Linked DNA regions of Homo sapiens: all the other regions are linked to region 2. A link is a contact called in ENCODE Hi-C or POLR2A ChIA-PET data. All regions are on one chromosome and are shown on one strand. Each heading gives the region's core, a stretch centred on a gene start or an enhancer-like site at or near the end of the contact. The rest is flanking DNA. Distances are from core to core; before and after follow the strand shown.

What was found. A loop is a pair of places that touch in the nucleus more often than their neighbours do. ChIA-PET counts read pairs that join two places held with the same protein, here RNA polymerase II (POLR2A). Pooled maps may share reads with other maps.
Region 1: a loop to region 2 is called in a pooled map, with 7 times the contacts of the local background. The contact joins two enhancer-like sites. A Hi-C loop is called at or near these places in 1 of 168 maps with a recorded cell type or tissue (endothelial cell of hepatic sinusoid) and 9 of 50 pooled maps. POLR2A ChIA-PET finds 5 or more read pairs at or near these places in 2 of 52 experiments (BJ and activated CD4-positive, alpha-beta T cell).
Region 3: a loop to region 2 is called in a pooled map, with 7 times the contacts of the local background. The contact joins two enhancer-like sites. A Hi-C loop is called at or near these places in 8 of 37 single-sample maps with no recorded cell type and 10 of 50 pooled maps. POLR2A ChIA-PET finds 5 or more read pairs at or near these places in 6 of 52 experiments (B cell, GM12878, H1 and 3 more).

The regions. Positions count from the first base shown.
Region 1 is chr20:48,768,051-48,771,140 of GRCh38, reverse strand. The region is part of intron 1 of PREX1 (phosphatidylinositol-3,4,5-trisphosphate dependent Rac exchange factor 1); the gene reads left to right. Among named protein-coding and RNA genes, the nearest start is that of PREX1, 58 kb to the left of the region's middle. Within about 2 kb of position 1,625, at least 9 of the 41 ENCODE cell types and tissues checked have a DNase peak (open chromatin) inside an H3K27ac peak, as active enhancers do.
Region 2 is chr20:48,844,774-48,848,063 of GRCh38, reverse strand. It overlaps a transcript of PREX1 not described here. Among named protein-coding and RNA genes, the nearest start is that of PREX1, 18 kb to the right of the region's middle. RefSeq lists an enhancer at 1,071-1,350. Within about 2 kb of position 1,488, at least 5 of the 41 ENCODE cell types and tissues checked have a DNase peak (open chromatin) inside an H3K27ac peak, as active enhancers do; they include GM12878, where a contact is called at or near this core.
Region 3 is chr20:48,738,071-48,741,220 of GRCh38, reverse strand. The region is part of intron 3 of PREX1 (phosphatidylinositol-3,4,5-trisphosphate dependent Rac exchange factor 1); the gene reads left to right. Among named protein-coding and RNA genes, the nearest start is that of PREX1, 88 kb to the left of the region's middle. RefSeq lists an enhancer at 520-629. Within about 2 kb of position 1,645, at least 6 of the 41 ENCODE cell types and tissues checked have a DNase peak (open chromatin) inside an H3K27ac peak, as active enhancers do; they include GM12878, where a contact is called at or near this core.

The sequences.
Region 1 (3,090 bases), core at 376-2,875, 77 kb after region 2:
AACTGCAGGAGACGCCATGGAAGGTGACATGTTGAAATATTGACAGTGGGCACTGTCAGAATGTGTGATTTCCAGTTTTCTTCCTATGACTTTATTAATTTTCCTGATGAAAGGCAACTGTACATACTGAAACCAGAAGACTCAACCAGCACCTTCTAAACCTGGTGCCCCATCGCAGGTGCCTGGGGAAGCATGTTAACAAGGCAGATGCCCAGGCTCCTCCCTCTCCCACTGCGTTGGAGCCTCTCAGTCTTCAGGGCCCAGGAATCAGCATTTCCACTGAGTGCCCCAGGTGATTCAGACGCCTGCTGTAGCCTGAGGGTCATGGATTAGGGCTGCCAAGGGGTTGCCTTGTGATTGCAAAGGTTTGCAAATCTGGGTCTCCAGTTTCCTTTCCTTCCTCACTTCTGCATGGCCAGATTTTTTTTTTTGAGATGGAGATTCACTTTGTCACCCAGGCTGGAATGCAGTGGAGCAATCTTGGCTCACTGCAACCTCTGCATCCCAGGTTTAAGTGATTCTCCTGCCTCTGCCTCCCAAGTAGCTGGGATTACAGGCATGCACCACCATGTCTGGCTAATTTTTTATTTTTAGTAGAGATGGGGTTTTGCCTTGTTGGCCAGGCTGGTCTCGAACTCCTGACCTCAGGTGATCCACCTGCCTCAGCCTTCCAAAGTGCTGGGATTACAGATGTGAGCCACTGTGCCTGGCTGGCCAGATCTTGCCTGTTTGTCAAGGTCATGCTCAGGGTCCTCCCTGACCTCCTCTGAGCTGCTTTCCCTGCCCTGCTGCCCATTCTCGGGTTCGTGTACCTCCTGGAGCCCTTCAGGGTTATCTGGGAGCTTTGGAAAAAGAGCTGATTTCCTGGCTTTTCCAGACCTCTTGAGTCAGACTGTCATTTCCTGGTATACCTCCTGGGCAAAACATGTGTTTTGAAAAGCTTGACAGGTAATTCTTATGCCCGCTTCCTGGGCATCAGACCCACTGACCTAGAGATGGCTCCCACCTGGCTTTTAAAACCAGATTTCTAATTGTTCTTTTTAATTGGTAAAGATAGCACATATTCTTAGCAGACAATTGAAATCCTGCAGAAAATTTTAGAAAGTCCATTCCGTGATAAACCTCAAATTTACCTCCTTGGGCTTACAAGTGATTTATGGAGCACCTGCTGTGTACTGAGTGTCCAGGCTGCCGCAGTGCACAATACAGACAAAAGCTCTCTCCCTCACCGTGTGTGCAGTGAAGACAGACAGTGAAGGTGTCAGCCAAGGAAAATTTGTAGTGTTCTCAGGTGGTAAGTGCTATGGAAAAACATGAAGCAAAATTAGAGGGCTGGGCTGCTGGGAAGATGTGGCAGTTTTCAATGGTGTGGGCAGGGCAGGCTTCACTGAGGAGGTGACGTTTGAGCAGAGACCTGAAGGAGCAGAGTGAATGAGTCATGTGGTTACGTGGTGACAGGCGTTCCAGGCAGAGGGGACAGCCAGTGCAAAGGTCCTGTGGCAAGAGCCTGTCTCATGTGTTTCTGCACCTTCAAGGGTGCCAGTGTGGGAGGAGATGAGGGAGAAGGGAGTTGCGTAGGAGGTGAGGTCACAGAGTGTGAGCTCATTCTGATAGCGCAGCCTCTGTTGGAGGATTTTAAGCAGAAAGGCAACATGCAAGGGCTCTTTGATGTACGAAGCCGGCCCCATGCCTAGTGGGTGCTGGGGCTCCTAGAGATGCCCCAGCGACGACGGTAGAGTAGGTGTTTGTGGCTGTCCCTGTGCCTGTGGTGGGCGGGGGACACCTCTCACACACCTGGAGAGGATCCCCTCAGGATTCAAGGCACGTCTCATTCAACGGGGCAGCCCCTCATCTCCCCTCCCCCGCACCACCACCCCCAGCCTCTTTGCTTCAGAACCTGAGAGCAGACACAGGCTTCCTGTTCCCGAATCTTCTTAGAAGCAGGGTTGGGAGGCAGCGAGGGGGTGTGTGTGGAGGGTGGCTCGTCTCTTTGGCAACGGGCCTCAAAGAAGCCAGGGCTTCGTGGATGCACAGTTGTAGAAGGAATGGGAATGGGGTCTGGCTCTGCCTGAAGCCAGAACGATGTATTGGCCCTCAGGGCTTGAGCCAGGACAACCCATGCGTGGACAGTAGACAAACCAGGGTGGACGGTGACAATCTCCTTTTAAACCCTTTGCTGAAAAAAAAAAAAGGGAATAGTTTCTGTTGCAGGATAATTACAGACAGTGAAGTGCACAGCTCCATTGGTGATTACGTATGCATCACCACCAGGTGAAGATCTAGAACATTCTTTGCCTCCAGAGTCCCCTTGAGCCCCTTGCCAGTCTTTATCCAGCCTTGAATGACGACTTTTCTTTTTTTTTTTTGAGGCAGAGTCTCGCTTTGTCACCCAGGCTGGAGTGCAGTGGCATGATCTCAGCTCACTGCAACCTCTGTCTCCTGGGTTCAAATGATTCTCCTGCCTCAGTCTCCTGAGTAGCCACCATGCCTGGCTAATTTTTATATTTTTAGCAGAGACGGGGTTTCATCGTGTTGGCCAGGCTGGTCTCGAACTCCTGAACTCAAGTGATCGGCCGCCTCTGCCTCCCAAAGTGCTGGTATTACAGGCGTGAGCCACTGGGCCCGGCCGAGTGACGGCTTTTCTAACCTCTGTCATCAAAGAAGGGTCTTGCCAGTTTTGGGACTTCGTAGATGTGGAATCCCACGGGTGGCTGCACCCTTTTGTGTCTGGCTTCTTTCGCTTGGGCCATGTTTTTGAGATGCGTCCAGTTTGCTGCGTGTGTTAGCAATTTTCTTTTGATTACTGAATCATTTTCTGTTGTGTGAGAACACCACCATTTGTTCATCCGTTCTCCTGTTGATGGACATTGGTAATTTTAAAATTTGAGTTTTTATTGTGTTCCATTCTCTGTGCTAAGCACTTTATGTTTTGAGTGATATTTCCTTGAATCCTCAAAAGAACACTGAGAGATAGAGGCTTTTACTCTGTGTTACATACATAGGAATGGAAGCTTGGAGGCTTATGGAACTTCACCTCCTTTCCCCTCTTAACCAGTATTTATTCAGCATCTTCTGTCTACCTCAACCCAT
Region 2 (3,290 bases), core at 239-2,738:
CAATATTTATAAGTGGCTCTTTCATAATAGCCCCAAAGTGGAGACAACCCAAAAGATTCTTGCAGGATGAACACACTGTGATTTATCCACACAATGGGACACTACTCAACAATGAAAAAGAACAAGCTACTGATACGTGGAGAAATCTAAAAACATTGTTTATGTTGAGTGAAAGAAACCAGACACAAAAAAGCACATAGCACATGATTCCAATTACATGGCAGGCAAAACTAATTTATAGAAATCAGAAGGATGGGGGCTGACTGGAAGGGGACCCGGGGGAAATTTCTGGGGTGAGGGGAATGTTCTAGATCTCGATTGGAAGGGTGTACACACGGGTGTAGACATTTGTCAAAATGCATTGAGTCATATATTCCAGACATGTGCATTTCACTGCAAGTAAATTTCACCTTAGTAATAATATGAAAAAACACCACCAAAGCCTGGAAAGGAATACTCTGACAAGTTAAGAGTGTTTTATCTCTATATGGTGGAAATAGAGGCAATTTTCATTTTCTTCTATATGCTGCTCTGGGTTTTCCAAGGTTTCCGTGATGCACACACATTCCTTTACAGAGCAGAAAAGAGTTTCAAAAACAACACGGCCTATACATTATAGATAAAGCATATGTGTCTCTTTTGTGTGTCTTTTATTTATTAGTCATTTGGGGAGGGTTTGTTTTTTTTTTTTTTTTTTTTATAAGAGAAGGAAGAGGGAGGGCAGGGCAAAGAAAGGAATCCTCTCAGTTTTTTCAGAGCACTCTCAAAGGCCCCCTCCTCCATGAAGTATTCCTTGATCTCTCCCCCAAATCTCTGCCTCTGCATAACTCATCTTAACTCCACTCTGACCCAGAAGGACAGGGTGCTTTCCTATTCTCTGAGAGCCTAGAGCACAGAGCTTTGCACAAGGTGTCTTGTTGGTCTGGGATCCTAGCACTGTCTTTTTAAGAAAGCCCCAAAGCAGGCCCCGGGTGTGGGTAGGCCCCTTGCTGGTCATATTTTCCACCCACCGCTGAACCTATCCCAGGCTGATGAGGAACTGAGAGGGTGACCTCCTAGCCCCTGGAGGGTAGGAACACATACTTAGGGGACTCCCAGAGGCTTTGTAGAAACTCCTGCCTCCCCTTGAAAGGTCAAGCAGCCATCTCTGGCCTGTCCTCTCCTACTTTTGGGTTTTCTTCGCCTAGAGTGAGGCACGTGGGTGGGTGGGGGCTGCAGCCGGCTGTAGACGGGAGTGTCCAGCAGGCACATGTTGCTTCTCTCCTGGCCCTCTGGTCCCCGAGGGAGCTCTGTTAACACTCCCAGGCACCCCATCCATGGGGCTGGGAGACTGTTTGCTGGGGCCACCTTTGGCTGGGGAGCAACTGGGCCACTGGCATTGTTTCTGTCTCCAGCAACACAATAGAAGTTTTGCTGGGGTCCAGGGAGCGTCTACAAAGTGCTCTCCTTTGACCGCCAGGAGCGGCTGCCTGGCTTTTAATCTCTGGTGTGGAGTGGGCAGGGCAAGACCAAGGTGGAGACTGTTGTACTGTAGGAGGGTCGGGCTGTTTTCAAGGGGAGTGGTTGTGTGAGATGAACGAGGTGCCAGACAGCAGGATGGTGGGGGAGGAGACAGCGAGGACATCCCCATCTATTAATATAAGGTGGGCTGGGAGACCACCAAGCCAGAAGTCAAGTTCAAAAACCTGCTGGAGAAAGGAGTGAGAATGGACAGAGGATAAGACCACCTGCAAGTTCTTTCCTCTCCGCCGTGAAATTATATGCGGGATCCTCCCTTGCACTTCTCCCCTGGGCCAATCCAAGCCCCACTGCCTGCAGCCCCCTTTCTGGACATGCACCACAGCCTGTAGCTAGTCTCCTTGTTTCCTCTAGGCCAGGCTTTGATTTATTGGCTATGTGACCGTAGGCAAGTTTCTGTAATTCTCTGTGCCTCAGTTTCTTCATCAATAAAATGGGAATGATTATGGTGCTGACCTCATGGGGTCGGTGGGAGGACTTAATGAGTTAATATATACGGAATGTGCTTAGAACAATGCCTGGCACACAGTATCTACTATCAAAGTGTTAGCTGTGATCATTTTTATTATTATGGGCCATCGTCCATGCAATAGCCTGTGAGACCATTTAAAAACCTGAGTCACATCATGTTACATCCTTGTTTAAATTCCTCCCCTGGCTGCCCACTGCACTTAGCATAAAATCCACACATCACTTTTGAGGCCCTGCTGGATCTGCCTGTCTCCACATTACCACCTCACTGGCCTCCTCGCGGCTTCTGGAAAGCTCAAATTTGGTCCAGCCTTGGGGCCTTTGCACTTGCTATTTCCTCTGCCTAGAAAGCTCTTTTTTTTTTTTTTTTTTGGAAACAAGGTCTTGCTTTGTCACCCAGGCTGGAGTGTAGTGGCACAGTCACGGCTCATTACAACCTCAGCCTCCTGGGCTCAAGTGATCCTTCCACCTCAGCCTCCAGAGTAGCTGGGACTAAAGGCATGGACCATCACACCTGGCTAATTTTTTTGTATGTTGTAGAGACACTTTTCGTCATGTTGCCCAGGCTGGTCACAAACTCCTGGCCCCAAGCAATCTTCCTGCCTTGGCCTCCCAAAGTGCTGAGATTACAGCGTGAGCCACTGCGCCCAGCCTAGAAAACTCTTCTCATGCTTTGCAGAGTTGGTTTTGGCTGTGCATTTAGATCTCAGCTTATTTATTACCTGCCTATGGAAGCCTCCCCTGATCACCTTATCTAGGTGTGTGCCTCCCTGTATTTTTCTATGAGAACATCCTGTTTATTTCTTAGCTGCTGTCAGTTATGGGTTAATTGTTTAATATCTCCCTCTAACCGGAAATATAAGCTTCACGAGGGATGGAACTTTGTCTTAGTCACTGTGTTATCCCCTACATCTTGCATAATGCCCAGTGCATAGAGGAGCTTAGTAAATGAGAGTTCGTTACATGAATGAATAAAGGAATGGAAAAAAGACTTGAGGATCACTCATGAGAGAAATCACATAGATGGCGATGCCATTTATCTAGTGAATAAAAGTCTTTTGGGGAATGTGGCAGATAATTGATTCAAGTTGGGACACATTTTTAAAGTGCTTGTAGGACTGCTTGGGAAGATGTCCATTAAACATCCCACGTAGGTCTGGAGTGATGTGAGAAAGAAGGTTATAGCTGGAGTCATGTTTCTGGAAGTTTTACCATACAAGCAGTATATCCATCAAGATGACTTTTGCTATAAGTAAATGAAGACTGAACCCAATGTGTTTTATGCAATGTGTCCTGAGATA
Region 3 (3,150 bases), core at 396-2,895, 110 kb after region 2:
GCCAGTGTTCTTCAGTTCAGCTCACACGCTAAGTTTGTAATTTTTGCTATATCTGAGTATTCTTTGTATTATTATTTGTTTAATGCTTTAAAAAATTGATTCACTTATCGTTTGAACCCGGGAGGCAGAGGTTGCAGTGAGTCGAGATTGTGCCACTGCACACCAGCCCCTGCAACAGTGTGAGACTCCGTCTCAAAAAAAAAAAAAATTGATTCACTTAACAAAACTTCAGTGAACTTATTTAAAAAGAGAAATTTGCATCATCATTGAAAATAGAAAATGAGTGCTATAAATAGAAGGTAATTGTCAAAATAAATGCAGTAGAAACCAAACGGTATTACCGCATTCTATCTAGAAACTCTTAACTACTTGAGCCTTTCAGCCTGAGGCTGCTTACATCACACCAGCTAAGACCCTCCTTGAGCTAACTGGACCTATTGAAAAAGGAGCCAGCGTTCTCAGTGTGTGATACAGTGTTTTTTAATTTAAAATCATCTTTTTAATTAAAAATTAAAATTATCACGCCTCTTCCTGCCTGCTCACGGAGGATAGGTTGAGTCAGTCTGTCTCAGGAGTTTTAAAGGCCACACCTCTGTAGGTTGGGTTTCTGGAAGCTGGCGATTTGCACACAGGTGGGCCCTTGGAAGCAGCTAAAGGAGAGGTTGCAGAGGCTCCACCCCAGCCACTGATAGTCCCATCTGGAAGGAACTCTGGAACTAGGATAGCTCTTCAGATTATGCACAATTGCAGCAAGTGGGCAAGGCCTTTGCACCCTTGTTGCCCAGTGGGCTGTCCTCAGGAGTGGGTGTACCGCCTCAGACAGGTGGCCCTCTTAGGCTGAAGGCAGCTCTAGGAGAGGGCCTTAGCTGAGGGTCATTGTCAGCCAGCACTCCCAGCACCTGGGGTAAGGGGTGTCTCTGTCTCTGTGACAGGCATTTGAGGAGTGCACCATGGCATCCACTGCAGCCCCAAAGGAAAGAGGTGCTGGGTCCACTCTCCTTCCCAGGCTTGTTTACTCCATTTACTCCCTGCTTGGAAACATTTTCCCATGGCCATGGCAGCATCTGGGCTGGTGAGATGCTAATCGGGAACAGAGCTCTTGCAGACAGGCTCTCCAGGAGAGGAAGGGGCCCTGGCCCACAGTCCAGCCCGCTAGTGTCACCTAACTGATCAGATGGGGGAAGAGTCCCTCACCCCCTTTCCCCAAAACCCAACCACTAACTACTGAGTTTATCATAAACTAGCACCGAGTGGACATTTTCTTTGTGCTGGGTTCTGTTCTCTGTGCCTTACAGATATGCATTCATTAAAACTTCACAACACTCTTTAAAGGTGGTTACTATTATTGTACCCATTTTACAGATGAGGAAACCAAGGCCCAGAGAGATTAAGTTATAGGGCAAGCTTACAGAGCTAGGAAGCATCAGAGCCAGGATTTGAGCTGACACAGTCAGGCTGTAGAGTCTGTGTTTTTTACTCTTATGTGATGAGGTCTCCTGAAATACATAGTAAGCATCTCCTGTGTGCCAGGCTCTGCACTAGACCCTGGGGATGCTGTACTAAGTAAGACAGACTTGCTCCGTGCTGCCACGCGGCTCGTAGGTGGGAGAAACAGAGGGTAATTTAACAAATGAGGTCATTTCAGATGCCAGTGCAGACTGTGAAGAACATAAAATGCAGATGTGGTAAAGAGTGACTCTGCCTGAGGTTGCTTTCAATCGGGAGGTCAGGGCCAGGGCTGCTAGATTTAGCAAATGAAAACAAAGGACACCCAGGGAAATTGGAATTTCAGGTAAACATCAAATAATTTTTTAGTGGAAACATGTCTTATGGAATATTTGAGACATACTTATACTAAAAAAAATATGTGTCTGAAATGAGCATTCACCTGGGCATCCTGGGGTTTATTTTATATCTGGCAACCCAAGGGTGGGATGGCCTTTCTGAGGGGTTGGAATGGGATGATCTTGGGGAGGGTGGTCTGGACCAAGGTGAGAAAGGGCAGAAGCCCTGAGCTGGGAGCAAGCTTAGCTCATTTGAGAGAAGAAGGGAGACTGGCGTGGCCAGAGCAGAGTGAGTGATAGAGAGAGTTTGAGGGTGTCATAGTGGGGGCAGGGCAGATCCTGTAGGGCTTTGCGTGCCGAGGTGAGGACTGTAGATCTTATTCTGAGTCAGTGAAAGCCATTGCAGGTTTTAAGCACGGGAGTAGTGTGGTCTGATTTCTGTTTTAACCCCCCTCTCCCCACAGCTGTATGGATGGGTAAATAATTTGGGGAGACTGTTGAGAAACTGAGACCTGATTCTCACTTCTCTCCTCCCCACTGGAGAATATGTCTGCATGGGCCAGCTCCTTCCCTCTTCTGGGTCTTAGTCTTGCTGGCTGTGAAATGAGTGGTTTGGAGCTGATGGTCTCTGTGGAGCCACTGTCACCTGGGTATTGTGGACAGCAGCTGCCACCTCTCACAATCCTTGAGCCTTTCCTGGGGGTGAGCTCCCCTCCCCTGGCTGTTTCCAGCCAGCAGCTGTCCCCTTCTCCCCCCAAACCCACAGCCACATGTTCCGTACCCACCACATCTGTGTATGCACAACTGTTTGTCCGTTTCTTCCTGGCAAAGCAATCAGAGCCCCATGTCGGGCCTCCAGGAGGAAATGGAACACTTGGACTCTGAGCTGTCAAGAGCAGCGTTTCCGTATTTGCAGGGTCTCAGGCCTGAGATGCAGCTGGGGTCAGGCTGGATGAAAGGACACAGGCGTGATTGAACTGGGCACGGTGCTGCAGAGGGGATGTTGTCCTTTGCTAAATTTAACTTCTCCAAGCCTCAAGCGTTGGGCCCCTGCCCTTCCCACAGGCTGAAGGAGAGGAAAACATTGCAGACCTTGTCGTAGAAGGGGGCTCAGGGGATGAGGAATGACAAACCAGTGGTGAGCTTGTTACCCCCTCTCCTGCACCTGTGGCAGACATTCCTAATCAATCACAGCATTCTGTCTCTAGGCTTCCTGTGGGGCCCCAGAATCCTCCTCACCAGTGTTCCAGCTGGCACTACCCAGTGACTGGGGTTGGTATGTGGGAAGAAACCGATTTGTCCCTGCTTTCTGGCCCAGTCCCTTCCCTTCATCTCTGTGGAGATGGACAGAGAGACCCTGTCACCT